Regions from separate parts of the Homo sapiens genome. Here region 1 is linked to region 2. Evidence: chromatin contacts called from ENCODE Hi-C or POLR2A ChIA-PET data. All regions are on one chromosome and are shown on one strand. The core of a region is the stretch at or near the end of the contact, and the rest is flanking DNA. Distances in the headings are between cores, read along the strand shown.

The links. Hi-C counts contacts between places; a loop is a spot of excess contacts on that map. ChIA-PET counts read pairs that join two places held with the same protein, here RNA polymerase II (POLR2A). Pooled maps may share reads with other maps.
Region 1: a loop to region 2 is called in a map of IMR-90, with 9 times the contacts of the local background. The contact joins two enhancer-like sites. A Hi-C loop is called at or near these places in 2 of 168 maps with a recorded cell type or tissue (IMR-90 and OCI-LY7) and 3 of 50 pooled maps. POLR2A ChIA-PET finds 5 or more read pairs at or near these places in 6 of 52 experiments (A549, AG04450, Caco-2 and 3 more).

Annotation. Positions count from the first base shown.
Region 1 is chr1:204,122,464-204,129,421 of GRCh38, forward strand. It overlaps SOX13 (SRY-box transcription factor 13), which reads left to right. Exons shown (of 14, transcript NM_005686.3): 10 at 391-500; 11 at 649-745; 12 at 1,198-1,341; 13 at 2,178-2,394; 14 at 3,395-5,280. The coding sequence ends at 3,671. Among named protein-coding and RNA genes, the nearest start is that of ERLNC1, 15 kb to the right of the region's middle. RefSeq lists enhancers at 3,064-3,565, 3,566-4,065. Within about 2 kb of position 4,734, at least 7 of the 41 ENCODE cell types and tissues checked have a DNase peak (open chromatin) inside an H3K27ac peak, as active enhancers do.
Region 2 is chr1:203,922,788-203,929,174 of GRCh38, forward strand. No RefSeq gene overlaps it. Among named protein-coding and RNA genes, the nearest start is that of SNRPE, 64 kb to the left of the region's middle. Within about 2 kb of position 3,969, at least 3 of the 41 ENCODE cell types and tissues checked have a DNase peak (open chromatin) inside an H3K27ac peak, as active enhancers do.

The DNA of each region.
Region 1 (6,958 bases), core at 3,484-5,983, 200 kb after region 2:
GACCTTGAGCAGGTCCCTTCTCCTCCCTGGGTTCCAGATTTTATCAAATGAGGGGTTAGACTTGCTCTTAGCAGAAGATCCCCTTCTTCCTCTCCCTCATCATATCTGTCTGGGCATTCCAAGCATCAGGGATTCAGGCCAGAGTCACATAGTTCCAGGGGGTACTGTTGTCATTTCTAGTCTATTGACATGCACAATAACTAGCCAGTGTAAGTGGCATATCCCTGAGGACATGCAATGCAGCCGCCCTGTGGAAGAACAGGAGGGAACACTAACTCAGGTGCCTCATGGGAGTGGCATGGCGGGAAGCTGATGGAGTTTGGGCTCATGCTGGGCTGATGCCCTCAGCTTCTCTCGCTTCTCTTCCCTCTCTTCTGCCCTCTCCCACAGGCTTCCTTGGTGAAGGGGACGCTGTCACCAAAGCCATCCAGGATGCTCGGCAGCTGCTGCACAGCCACAGTGGGGCCTTGGATGGCTCCCCCAACACCCCCTTCCGTAAGGTATGGTCCCCCACTCCCTTGAGCCTAGGGGCAGCAACAGATGGTGGCCAGGAGTGGAAGACACAGTCTGAGGCCACCAAGAGAGGAGCATGGGGAGGAGTGGGGTGATGCAGAGGAGGCTGATGTCAGGTTGCCCCTGTCAACCTAGGACCTCATCAGCCTGGACTCATCCCCAGCCAAGGAGCGGCTGGAGGACGGCTGTGTGCACCCACTGGAGGAAGCCATGCTGAGCTGCGACATGGATGGTGAGGGCTCAGGCGCAGGGCTGATGCGCAGGAGGGCCCAACTCTGTATTCCACCAGGGCCAGGGCTGTGTCTGCCTCTGATCTCTTCCCTCCCTTGGTCTGTTGGGTCCTTTCCAGGTGTGTGTGCCTCTGCTGTCCCATTATGTGTCTGTCGGCTCTGTCTCTGAGTCTGCTTTCCTAAGTTTTGTGACTGCTGAGTTTCTGCTCTCTCTTGAGGCCATACCGCTGTGATTTTCTTGTGTGTCTGTCTCTGGTTCCCTGGCTGGGCCTCTGCGGATAATTTGCTGTTTCTTCTGCCCCATCTGCTCCTGCCTTGCTCCTCCTCGGCTGGCTGCTGTGGGAGCCTCCTCAGTGCCTCCTGCTGGTCAAGTAGGGGACGTCTCTCTGCTGGCCCTGGGGCACTCTCCTGACCCCAGACAGGCTGCTTGGCTGACTTCACTCCTGTCTCCCAGGCTCCCGCCACTTCCCCGAGTCCCGAAACAGCAGCCACATCAAGAGGCCCATGAACGCCTTCATGGTGTGGGCCAAGGATGAGCGGAGGAAGATCCTGCAAGCCTTCCCAGACATGCACAACTCCAGCATCAGCAAGATCCTTGGTAAGGGCCAGTGGCTGGGGCCATGGTTCAGTGTGACCTGGTTGCAGGAGCCAGCTGGGTCTATTCAGGGCTTGCTTGGTGATATTCCATACTGTGTTGGACTCCAGTGGAATCTGACGACAGGGGTGCAGGAGTTGCTGGGGATGTGAGGGCAGCTGGGTCCTGGGGTCTTATATCACTGAAGTGTTCGGTAGCACCTGTCCTCAAGAACTCAAGGAGTGTGCGTGTGTGTGTGTTTACATTCTTTAGTACTCCTGATCTAAACCTAACCTGTTCCACTGTTTGTCCAGACCCTTGCTCTGGCAGAAAACAGGAGAGACTAGTGTTCCTGGGCTGTCACTAGAAAGATTTTTTTAAATTATATGTCCTGATTGGTGGCCACGGAGGGATGTTGGGCAGGGCAGATGGAGCTCGAGGGGCCAGTTGTTTTCAAGACTGAGGCTCCTCCAGTGTCAGCGCAGGACTCTGTCAACTGAGACATCAGGTATTTTGTCCTGAGCAGGGAGCCTGTCTGGGTTGTTGAAGGTCTGAGGTGGCTGCTCTTTTGTTTATGCAAATCAGGCAGGCCAGAGGCTCAAGGAAGTTGCTGGATTGTTAGGAACATGGGTGGGTACTGAGTCTTAAGCTGGCAGTTGGATATCCCTATACAGGCCAACTTCATTCATTTGCCCAATATCCAAGGAGCACCCGTATCGGGCCAGGCCCTTGCTAAGTGCTTGCACATATATTATCTTATGGACCCACCTGGGGATCAAGGTCTTCTCAGGTCCTGCATGGGGCTGGGGGTGGTCAGCAGAGCCCAGCACTGACTGCCTGCCCCTGGGGGGTTGGGTCAGGATCTCGCTGGAAGTCCATGACCAACCAGGAGAAGCAGCCCTACTATGAGGAACAGGCGCGGCTGAGCCGGCAGCACCTGGAGAAGTATCCTGACTACAAGTACAAGCCGCGGCCCAAGCGCACCTGCATCGTGGAGGGCAAGCGGCTGCGCGTGGGAGAGTACAAGGCCCTGATGAGGACCCGGCGTCAGGATGCCCGCCAGAGCTACGTGATCCCGTGAGCAGGCCCCCCCGCAGGCAGCCAGGAGACTGTGTGTACATGTGTAGCTCTCATGAGTGGCTGGGTGTCAGTGTGTGGCCTGCCTTTGTGTGTGACCCCAGGGGTGCTGTGTGTATGCGTACGTGTGTGTGTTATCTGTGTATAGCTGAGCCTGCACGTGCGACCCGACTGTGTATGGCTATGTATGTGACTGTGGTGAGCACTCAGTGGCTGAGGATGTAGGAATGTGACTGGAGGACTGGCCACGTGGACCTGGAGAAAGTGCCTGTAGATCCCACGGCCGATAAACTCAATAGAAATTCAGAGGTGCTAGAAATCAAAGTATTCATCACACAGAAAGGTTCCTGACTTGACTAAAGCAAGCACCCTAGTCTATTCCTTTAAACAGGACATCTCCCAGGGCATTTAAAATATACAATTTCTGCCTGGTATAGTGACACACGCCTGTAATGCCAACACTTTGGGAGGCTGAGGCAGGAGGATCCCTTGAGCTCAGGAGTTTGAGACCAGCCTGGGCAACATAGTGAAACCTCATCTTTAAATAAAATTAGCCAGGTGTGGTGGTTCACACCTGTAGTCCCAGCTACTCAGGAGGCTGAGGCAGGCTCAGGAGGATCACTTGAGCCTGGGAGGCTGACGCTGCAGTCAGCTGTGATTGTACCACTGTTCTCCAGCATGGGTGACAGAGCATGACCCTGTCTCTAAATATAAGTAAACAAAACATAAAATATACAAGTTCTAAAAACTGGATTCACACATGATCCTCCAAGAATATTATCTGTTGAACACATCTATGGCCCTAGGTCTGCAGGTCATCTGCAGGGTCGTAGGTGCCAGTGAATTTGGCCATCAGAAAGCAGGCTGGGGGCAGGGTATATAAGTCACAGCCAAGAGTGTGTGGAGTGGGAGTGCATGCTCTGAGGAGGCCTGGAGGGGAGATGGGTTTGGGGTTGAATCAAGTGTGCATCCATCACCGTTCCCCTTCTCTGCCCCACAGCCCGCAGGCTGGCCAGGTGCAGATGAGCTCCTCAGATGTCCTGTACCCTCGGGCAGCAGGCATGCCGCTGGCACAGCCACTGGTGGAGCACTATGTCCCTCGTAGCCTGGACCCCAACATGCCTGTGATCGTCAACACCTGCAGCCTCAGAGAGGAGGGTGAGGGCACAGATGACAGGCACTCGGTGGCTGATGGCGAGATGTACCGGTACAGCGAGGACGAGGACTCGGAGGGCGAAGAGAAGAGCGATGGGGAGTTGGTGGTGCTCACAGACTGATCCCGGCTGGGTGGGCCTGGCCCCTTCTCCTCTGGGGAAGACCTTGTCCCAACTCGATGGGCACAGCCAGCCAACCTAAGACTATGTTGGTACTTGGACTTGTTCGTGCCCCAGAGATGGGCAAAGCTGTGCACTTGCAGATACATTCATGAGGGGAGAGGCGCCCTCCCTTCCTGAGGAGCTGTTGGCCTGGGTGGGCAGGAACTGCAGTATGGCCATGGGCTGAGCAGGCTGAGCACCTCAGCCTTTAGGGCTTATGGCCAGGGGACACTGTATGACTCTCCTCTCCTGCAGGTGTCTATCCACCTGGGGTATGGCATCTACCGACCTGTCTCCCTGGGGTCACATGCTTTGTTTCCATTCTTGTCCTGGCTGGACCAGCCACTGTGGGACCAACACCCCTCCCACACTCCCCCAGACTGCTCGTCTATCACCAGGATCGCTTTGTACTTTGTGCAAAAGGGTCTGGCTGTCCCTTGCTGTTTTCATCTCTGCCAAGCCTATTGTGCCTCTGGCTGCTGTATGTGTGCGCGTGCACGTGTGTGTGTTTCATCTGTTCATTCACTGCACAAGATATTTATTGAGTGCCCACTACGTGCCAGGCACTGTTGCTGAGTTCCTGTGGGTGTGTCTCTCGATGCCACTCCTGCTTCTCTGGGGGCCTCTTTCTGTGCTTCTCTTTGTCCCCAAATTGCTACCTCTTTGTCAGTCTGGGTGTCTCAGGTTCTGTGTGTCCTTGTGTGCATTTCTGTCTCTCTCTGTCCTCGTCTCTCTGCAAGGCCCTCTATTTCTCTCTTTCTTGGTGTCTGTCCTTTGCCCCCTGTGCCCTCTGGATTCTCTGGGTCTATGTAGGCCCCTGGTCTGCCCTGGGCTCATCAGCCTTCCTGACCTCCTCCTGCCCTCCCCTTCACTCCCTCCCTGGCTCTGCCAGTCGGTTCCCACGGAGCCATTTTTAGCTCTGATCAGCATGGGAATGTGCCTCGGCCTCCAAGGGGCTTTGTCCTGGTGCCCCCGCCCCTGGTCCCAACCTGATCCCACGAGGGAGTTGGGACAGGAGGATTGATGGTGCTCCCCTTCCTGCCAGCGTCAGAGGCCCTGGAGAGGGGCTGTCCATGGCAGCTGGTCTTTATTCCTCCCTCATGAGCACAGGGTCGGGGGGGTCCCCATTCTTGGAAGAGGTTGAGAAGACTCCTGGGCTTCAGCCTCTCCCACCCAGCCCTGCCCCTCACCTGCCTGCCCTCCCCTCCCCCACTCTATACTAGGGACTGGATCTCAGCCTCTGATCAGTTTCACAAAGTTTGTTCCCTAAGGAAATCAAATCCCATTGTCACCTAACTCTGAAGATCTAAATAGCCCTTGGATCAGTATGGGAACCCCAAATCCCACAGGGCCAGATGTGGAGTCTGTGTCTGCCCCCGTCTTCTCTCCATCCTCAAAGCCCCCACTTCTCTCCAGGCTGTTTCTTTTTTTATGACTGTAAACATAGATAGTGCTTTATTTTGTTAATAATAAGATAATGATGAGTAACTTAACCAGCACATTTCTCCTGTTTACACTCGGGGGATTTTTTTGTTTTCTGATGACATAATAAAGACAGATCATTTCAGAATCTGGCCCTTGTGCAGGGGAGGAGGGAGGCTGGCCTAAGTCCAGAATTCCCAAATATGCCACCAGCCTGGGCACCACTGTCCCCTGGTGGCAGCCTGCAGGAGCTTCAGGCCTGGGGCCTCAGAGGAATTGGCTTAATGCAAGGGAATCCCAGGCCAAGCTTGTGAGTGACACATGCCCTCCACAGAGCCCACGCTGAATGCCCCTACCTTGACGAGGTGAGGCCACCCGGATCCTAAGAAAGAAGGCAGTAGTAAGAGCACTGTAATAGGAGTCATGAAGCTCGGGGTCTCTCTAGAACTGGCCACATGGCTGGGGTTGGGGAGTGGGAGCCAGGTCTCTCCTTTGGGGCCTCATTGTCCTCATCTGACAACAAGATTAAACCTTATACCTGGTTCTTACCATTCAGAGAAGTAGCCCTTTGAGACTCTAATGAAAGCTGTGGATCCTTTTCTTAGAAAAGGGCCCACAAAGGTTTACCCTGAAGCCCATCTGAGGCCCCTACGATGCTAATTAATGAAGCAGGGTCTCTAATGATAATGCTTCAGGGCTCTCTATCCATGACACATGCTTTGAGTGAACACTTCAGACCTAGTTATCCCATTAGGAGAAGTAATAGGCCTGCAAGGGCCGGATGACAGACTGAAACACCTCAAAAATGCATATTAACCAGGCTCTAGAGAGACACATCTTGTAGTGAAAAATTAATCCCATCAGTATAGAGTGGGGACAGCAAAACCGAATGGCAGTAGTTCTTGTGGAAGAGTTGGACTTGGGCTGCATTAATAGAGGCTTGTGTTCACAACAGGGGAGGTGATGGTCCAGTGTACCCCACACAGACCTAGTCCCAGGGGTAGCGTGCCCTTCCTCGCCCCCTCACTAGGGAAGTCTCACAATGGAGGGGCCCTGAAGCAGGCACCCCACATGGAGGAGCACAGGAGGGATCCTGGTGCACATTGTCCTTAGAGGAATAGTCAGAAGGGTCAGGCGTGTTTCCTCTAGAAAAGAAGACAGAGTTGGACAGAAAGGACAAGATTGCTTTCTCCAAAACTGCCAGGTGGGCAAAGTGTAGTATTGCACAAAGTTCATGAGGCAGAACTTGAGCTCCTGGATGAGGTTCAAGACTGTCTTGACATAAAGAACACCTTTTCCACAAAAAAGAGTGAACTTCCCAACTCAAGTCCTCAAGCTCTTGAGTACTGGTGGAGGGATTTCTAGATTGGAGAGGGTAGTGGTGAGAGAGGGTAGGTGTGGTGGTTGATTCTAGGGCCACAAAGTTGGGAGGGTGTGGAATGGAGACTGCCCAAGAATTAAGGGCCCAGCCATTTGGTATGGGGAGCGTCCTGAACGCTGGCTGGCTGTTTTTTCCCCAGCCCGGGTTCTCAGAGCCTCCTCTCCTTCGCCCTCCCCACGCCACGTCTGGAAAAGATGCAGGCAGAGGTGGGAGGAGGAGCTGGCGGCGGCGCCTGCCCCCTGGTGGTCACGATGGAGAGCTGCCCATTGCACCTCCCACTCCCCTCAGCCCTCTGCCCTCCGGCCCTCCGCTCTCCGCCCTCCCCTCTCCGCCCGCCCCTCTCGGCCCCCGGCCTCCTCCACTCCACTGGTGGGTCCAAACCATGTCCTGCCAGTCTCAAGACTCTCCCAGCCTGGCTCATTCCCACCTGTCGGTCCTGAGTTCC
Region 2 (6,387 bases), core at 2,719-5,218:
TCCCATGATTGCATGAGATCTAATCCCTATAATAAATCCCTATAGTAAATTCTATGTTACTCATAGTGGTCTGCTTTCCTGATCAGATCCTAACTGATGTAATTGCCATTTCCCTAAAGGTTCCAGAGGAAACATCTGAAAAATAGAATGAGAATATGATTAATTGCATATAGGCTCTGAGGGAGTGAGAGAATATCTCTGAGAATTCAGGGATAAGACATACTTCTTGCAATAAAATGCACGAAGACTGATGCTGTGGAAACTACAAAGTTCAGTATCAACAGAGAGGAGTCTGAGACATACTTCCATACTACTGCACACAAGCAAAATCAACGAGCAGTAGGCAAAATTAGGAACGTAGGGCTTATTTGGTAATTAGCTTTACTTTTTATTGCTGATTTATTTTAGAAGCCCCTTACTGTAATGTCTGGCACAGTATGCACTTAACAAATGTTTGTAAAATGAATTGAAATTAGACTATCTATCTTGAAAATATTACAAGACTCACCTTTGCTAAAATACTATTAATTAGGCCAAAGAGAAATACTATTGCCCTGTGTTTGAGAGAGATAATAGATAAAGGGATAGTACAATATTGTCTCTTTTTATGGGAAAATATGGACCGGATAATAGAATCCCTGGCTTTTGGAAGAGGAAGTAAGTTTAGTGTAGCCCTCCCATTTTCAAAATGAGTTCAAGAGAAGTTAATTGACTTGCCCAAAGTCACTGGCAAAGTTTGTGTCAGAATCATGTTTATAGGAATATATTCACCCCATTGGTCCATTCACTAAATTATACTCTCTTCCTTGCAAAACAGTTGGGCAAAATATAGTACTGACAAAATCCATCTTAATTTGGTGAGAGATCTCTAAAGGCCAGGCCTTACCTCATTCAACATTTTCTTTAACATCTTGGATAAAGACCTATGAAAAATACAACATTTTCTTTTTTGAAATTTTTATTTTAGGTTTCAGGGGTACATGTGAAGGTTTGTTACATGGGTAAAATTGTGTCACAGGGAGAAATACTTATAACATTTTCTTTTTCTTTTTTTTTTTTTGAGATGGAGTCTCACTCTGTCGCCCAGCCTGGAATGCAATGGCGTGATCTCAATTCACGGCAACCTCTGCCTCCTGGGTTCAAGCAATTCCTCTGCCTCAGCCTCCTGAGAAGCTGGGATTACAGGCACCTGCCACCACGCCCAACTAATTTTTTGTATTTTTAATTGAGATGGGGTTTCACCATGTTGTCCAGGCTGGTCTTGAACTCCTGACCTCAGGTGATCCACCCACCTCGGCCTCCCAAAGTGCTGGGATTACAGGCATGAGCCATCACACCCGGCTTACTTATAACATTTTCAAGTGACATAACCTGTGGTAATTATAACCTATTACATTGACCTAGAGAGTTAGCATTCCAAATCCTAATTAAATAGGCTATATGTTTGGCTGAAAAAAAAAAAGTACAGGGGCATTGGAAAACCCAACATATATATTAAATATATAATAAGCATAGGAAGGGAAAGACTTGGTTTGGTAGCAGTTCATGAGAAAAAAGGCCTGGAGTTTTATAGGAGCCAATGAGTGACACAAACTTTTTTTTTTTTTTGAGGCATGGTGTCGCTCTGTCACCTAGGCTGGAGTGTAGTGGTGCAATCATGGCTCACTGCAGCCTCCACATCCTGGACTCAATCAGTCCTCCCATCTGAGCCTCCTGAGTAGCTGGGACTACAGGTGCACACCACTATGCATGGCTAATTTTTAGAAACTTTAAAAAAATATTTATGGTCAGGCATGATGTCTCACGTCTGTAATTCCAGCAATTTGGGAGGCTGAGGTGGGAAGATTGTTTGAGCCTAGGAGTTTGAGACGAGCCAGGGTAACATGGCAAGGCCCCGTCTCTACAGAAAGTACAGGCCGGGTGTGGTGGCTCACGCCTGTAATCCCAGCACTTTGAGAGGCCGAGGCGGGTGGATTGCTTGAGGTCAGGAGTTCGAGACCAGCCTGACCAAAATGGTGAAACCCCATGTCTACTAAAAATTCAAAAATTAGCCGGGTGTGGTGGCGGGTGCTTGTAATCCCAGCTACTTGGGAGGCTGAGATAGGAGAATCACTTGAACCTGGGAGACAGAGGTTGCACTGAGCTGAGATTGTGCCATTGCACTCCAGCCTGGGCAACAGAGCAAGACTCTGTCTCAAAAAAAAAAGTACAAAAAATTAGCCGGGTGTGGTGGCATGTGCCTGTAGTCCCAGCTACTTGAAAGGCTGAGGTGGGAGATTGAGCCCAGGAGGGAGAGGCTGTAGTGAGCAGTGAAACCCTGTTACAAAAAAAAAAAAAAAAAAAAAAAAAAAGCCAGGCGTGGTGGCTCACGCCTGTAATCCCAGCACTTTGGGAGGCCGAGGCAGGCAGATCACGAGGTCAGGAGATCGAGACCATCCTGGCTAACACGGTGAAACCCTGTCTCTACTAAAAATACAAAAAATTAGCCAGGCATGGTGGTGGGCGCCTGTAGTCCCAGCTACTCAGGAGGCTGAGGCAGGAGAATGGCGTGAACCCGGGAGGTGGAGCTTGCAGTGAGCCAAGATCGTGCCACTGCACTCCACCTGGGTGACAGAGCAAGATTCTGTCTCAAAAACAAAGAAAAAGAAAAAGAAAAGAAAAATGTTTATAAGGTCTTCAGGTGCAAGAAAATGGAGGAAACAAGATGAGTTGAGCATATAGACATGGGTACGATTTGGAGAAAGGCCTGAGAGAAAGCTTCAAGCTATGGGATCTATATCTTTTCCTAGGAAGCAAGAGAAGTGCTAGTAGATAATTTGTTATTATCCCTACTAAACTGAACTTTTCTTATTTCTGGTTATTTCACCTCCCCACCATATAGATGTAGTGTTCTGTTTTTACGTGTGTAAAGTGTATACCACCTTTCCTCACTACTCATCTTAATTCTATCTTTCATTGAAACCTAGCTGAAGTCCTTTTCAGTTTTCAGCCCTGTTCATGATGAACTCTCCCTTCTGAACTTCTCTAGCATTTATTTAGCCTAAATCCTGTGTACTACCTTTTAGCTTGTTACTTTTATTAATGATAATTATGGTGATGATACAGGCAACATTAATGACATATGGCATTGACAATATATATGAGTTATCTGAGAGGCCAGGCACAGTGGCCCATGCCTGTAATCCCAGCACTTTGGGAGGCCAAGGGGGATTGGATCATCTGAGGGCAGGAGTTCAAGACCAGCCTGACTAACATGGTGAAATTCCGTCTCTGCTAAATACAAAAAAATTAGTCAGGGTGATGGTGGGCATCTGTAATCCCAGCTACCCAGGAGGCTGAGACAGGAGAATTGTTTGAATTCGGGAGGCAGAGGTTGCAGTGAGTCGAGATTGCACCACTGCACTCCAGCTTAGGTGACAGTGCGAGACTCCGTCTCAAAAAAAAAAAAAGAATTATCTGAGAATGATGAAACTTTGAGCAAGGTGACTCATTTCTAAGAAGAGATACGATAAAAGCCAACTATAGAAGCTAAAGAATGAAGTGCAGCCATGTATTGCTTAATGATGGGGATACTTTCTGAGAAGTGCATTGTTAGATGATTTTGTTGTTGTATGAACATCATAGAATATACTGGCATAAACCTAGATGGCATGGCCTACTACACATCTAGGCTGTGTGATATAGTTTATTGCTCCTAAGATACAAACCTACAGAATACTGTAGGCAGTTGTAATAGGATGGTATGTATTTGTGTATTTAAATGTATCTAAACATAGGAAAGTACAGTAAAAACATAGTATAAAAGATTAAAAATCGTATAGGGCACTTACCAAGAATGGAGCTTGCAGGATTGGAAGTTGCTCTGGGTGAGTCAGTGAGTGAGTGAGTGGTGAGTGAATGTGAAGGCCTAGGACATTACTGTACACTGCTGTAGACTTTGTAAACACTGCACACTAGGCTGGGCATGGTGGCTCACGCCTGTAATCCCAGCACTTTGGGAGGCTGAGGCAGGTGGATCACCTGAGGTCAGGAGTTCGAGACCAGCCTGGCCAACATGGTGAGACCTTATCGCTACTAAAAATACAAAACTTAGCCGGGTGTGGTGGCTCATACCTGTAGTCCCAGCTACTTGGAAGGCTGAGGCATGAGAATCGCTTGAACTCGGTCGGTGGAGGCTACAGTGAGCCGAGATCATGCCACTGCACTCTAGCCAGACAGAGAGAGTGACAGAGGGAGACTCTGTCTCAAAAAAATAAATAAATAAAAATAAACACTGCACACTTAGTCTACACTAAATGTATTTAAAATTTTTCTTTCTTCAATAATAAATTAACCTTAACCTACTATAACTTTTTTACTTTATAAAATTATTATTATTATTATTTTTCTGACACAGGGTTCCACTTTGTCCCCCAGGCTGGAGTGCAGTGGCGCTATCTCAGGTCACTGTAGCCTCCCAGTTTCATGTGATCCTCCCACCTCAGCCTTCCTAGTAGCTGGGACTATAGGCATGCACCACCATGCCCAGCTAATTTTTGTATTTTTTTGTAGAGACAGGGTTTCACCATGTTGCCCAGGCTGGTCTTGAACTCCTAAGCTCAAGCGATCTGCCTGCCTTGGCCTCCCAAAGTGCTGGGATTATAGGCATGAACCACCACACCCAGCCTGAAAATTTCCTTTTCTTTTTTTTTTTTTTTTACTTTTTGACTCTTTCATATTAACACTTTACTTAAAACACAAACATATTATACACCTACACGAAAAATTTCTTCTTTATATCTTTATTCTATATGCTTTTTTCTATTTAAATGTTTTCTTTTTAAACATTTTTGTTAACAATGAAGACAGAAGCACACATATTGGCCTAGGCCTACACAGGATCGGGGTCATTTGTATCACTGTCTTCCCTTCCACATCTTGTCCTCCTGGAAGGTCTCCAGTTGCCACAATATGCCTGGAGCTGTCACCTCCAATGATACCAATGCCTCCTTCTGGAATTCCTCCTGAAGGACCTGCCTGAGACTGTTTTACAGTTAACTTTTTAAATATATAAATAGAAGGGGTACATTCTAAAATAACAATAAAAAGTATAGTATAGTATGTACATAAACCAGTAACATACTTATTTATCAATATCAAGTTTTTTTTATTATCAGTATTACGTATTCTCACTTATAGGTGAGAGCTAAACAATGGCTACATAGAGATATAGACAGCGGAATAACAGATATTGGAGACTCCATAAGGTAGAAAATGGGAGGGGGGTGAGGGATAAAATCCTACCTATTGTGCACAATGTATACTGTTTGTGGGATGGGTACACTAAAAGCCCAGATTTCCCCGCTATACAATATATCTATGTAAAACAACTGTACATGCACCCCTAAATATTTGAAAATAATAAGACAAAATAAAACATATTATGTACTGTACATAATTGTATGTGCTATGACTGGCAGCACAATAGATTGGTTTAGCCCAGCGTTACCACAGACATAAGAGTAATGCATTGTGCTATGACAACGGCTACAATGTGATGAGGGCCACCATGTCACTAGGTGATAGGGATTTTTCAGCTCCGTTCTAATCTTATGGAACCACCATGGTACATGGGGTCTGTCATTACCAAAATGTCATTATATGACTGTATATACTTTGGAAAAACCATTATTCTATTGTGGCTTTGAAATATGACATTTTGGCCAGGTGCAGTGGCTCACACCTATAATCCTAGCACTTTGGAAGGCCAAGGTGGGAGGATCACTTGAGGTCAGGAGTTTGAGACCCACCTGGCCAACATGGTGAAACCCCATCTCTAGTAAAAATACAAAAATTAGCTGGGCGTGGTGGTGCATGCCTGTAGTCCCAGCTATTTGGGAGGCTGAGGCAGGAGAATTGCTTGAATCTGGGAGGGGAAGTTTGCAGTGAGCTGAAATCATGCCACTGCACTCGAGCCTGGGTGACAGAGTGAGACTCTGTCTCAAAAAAAAAAAAAAAAAAGACATATGGCATTGTAAAAAATTGTAAAATTATCTTATAGCAAAGAGGGGCAATATATAAAGAAACTGAGACCCAGAGTGCTAAGTGACTTTGCCCAAAGTCACTAAATGAGAGAAAAATTTGATTCCCAGTGTCTTACATGTCTCTCAGATAAGGTTCTTAGCATGTTAAGTTGCAAGAAACAGAAATCAACTATGGCAGATTTAAACAGAAATGAAATTTATTTGGTGAATACATCTACCTAATGTATATTTACAGAGTGCTCACTAGGTACTATGTACTCTTTTAGGCACTGGGGATATGGCAGAAAGCAAATGGACAAAGTCCCTACTCTCAGGGAGCTTACATCCTAGTGGTGGAGACAGACAAACAAATGCATACACATAT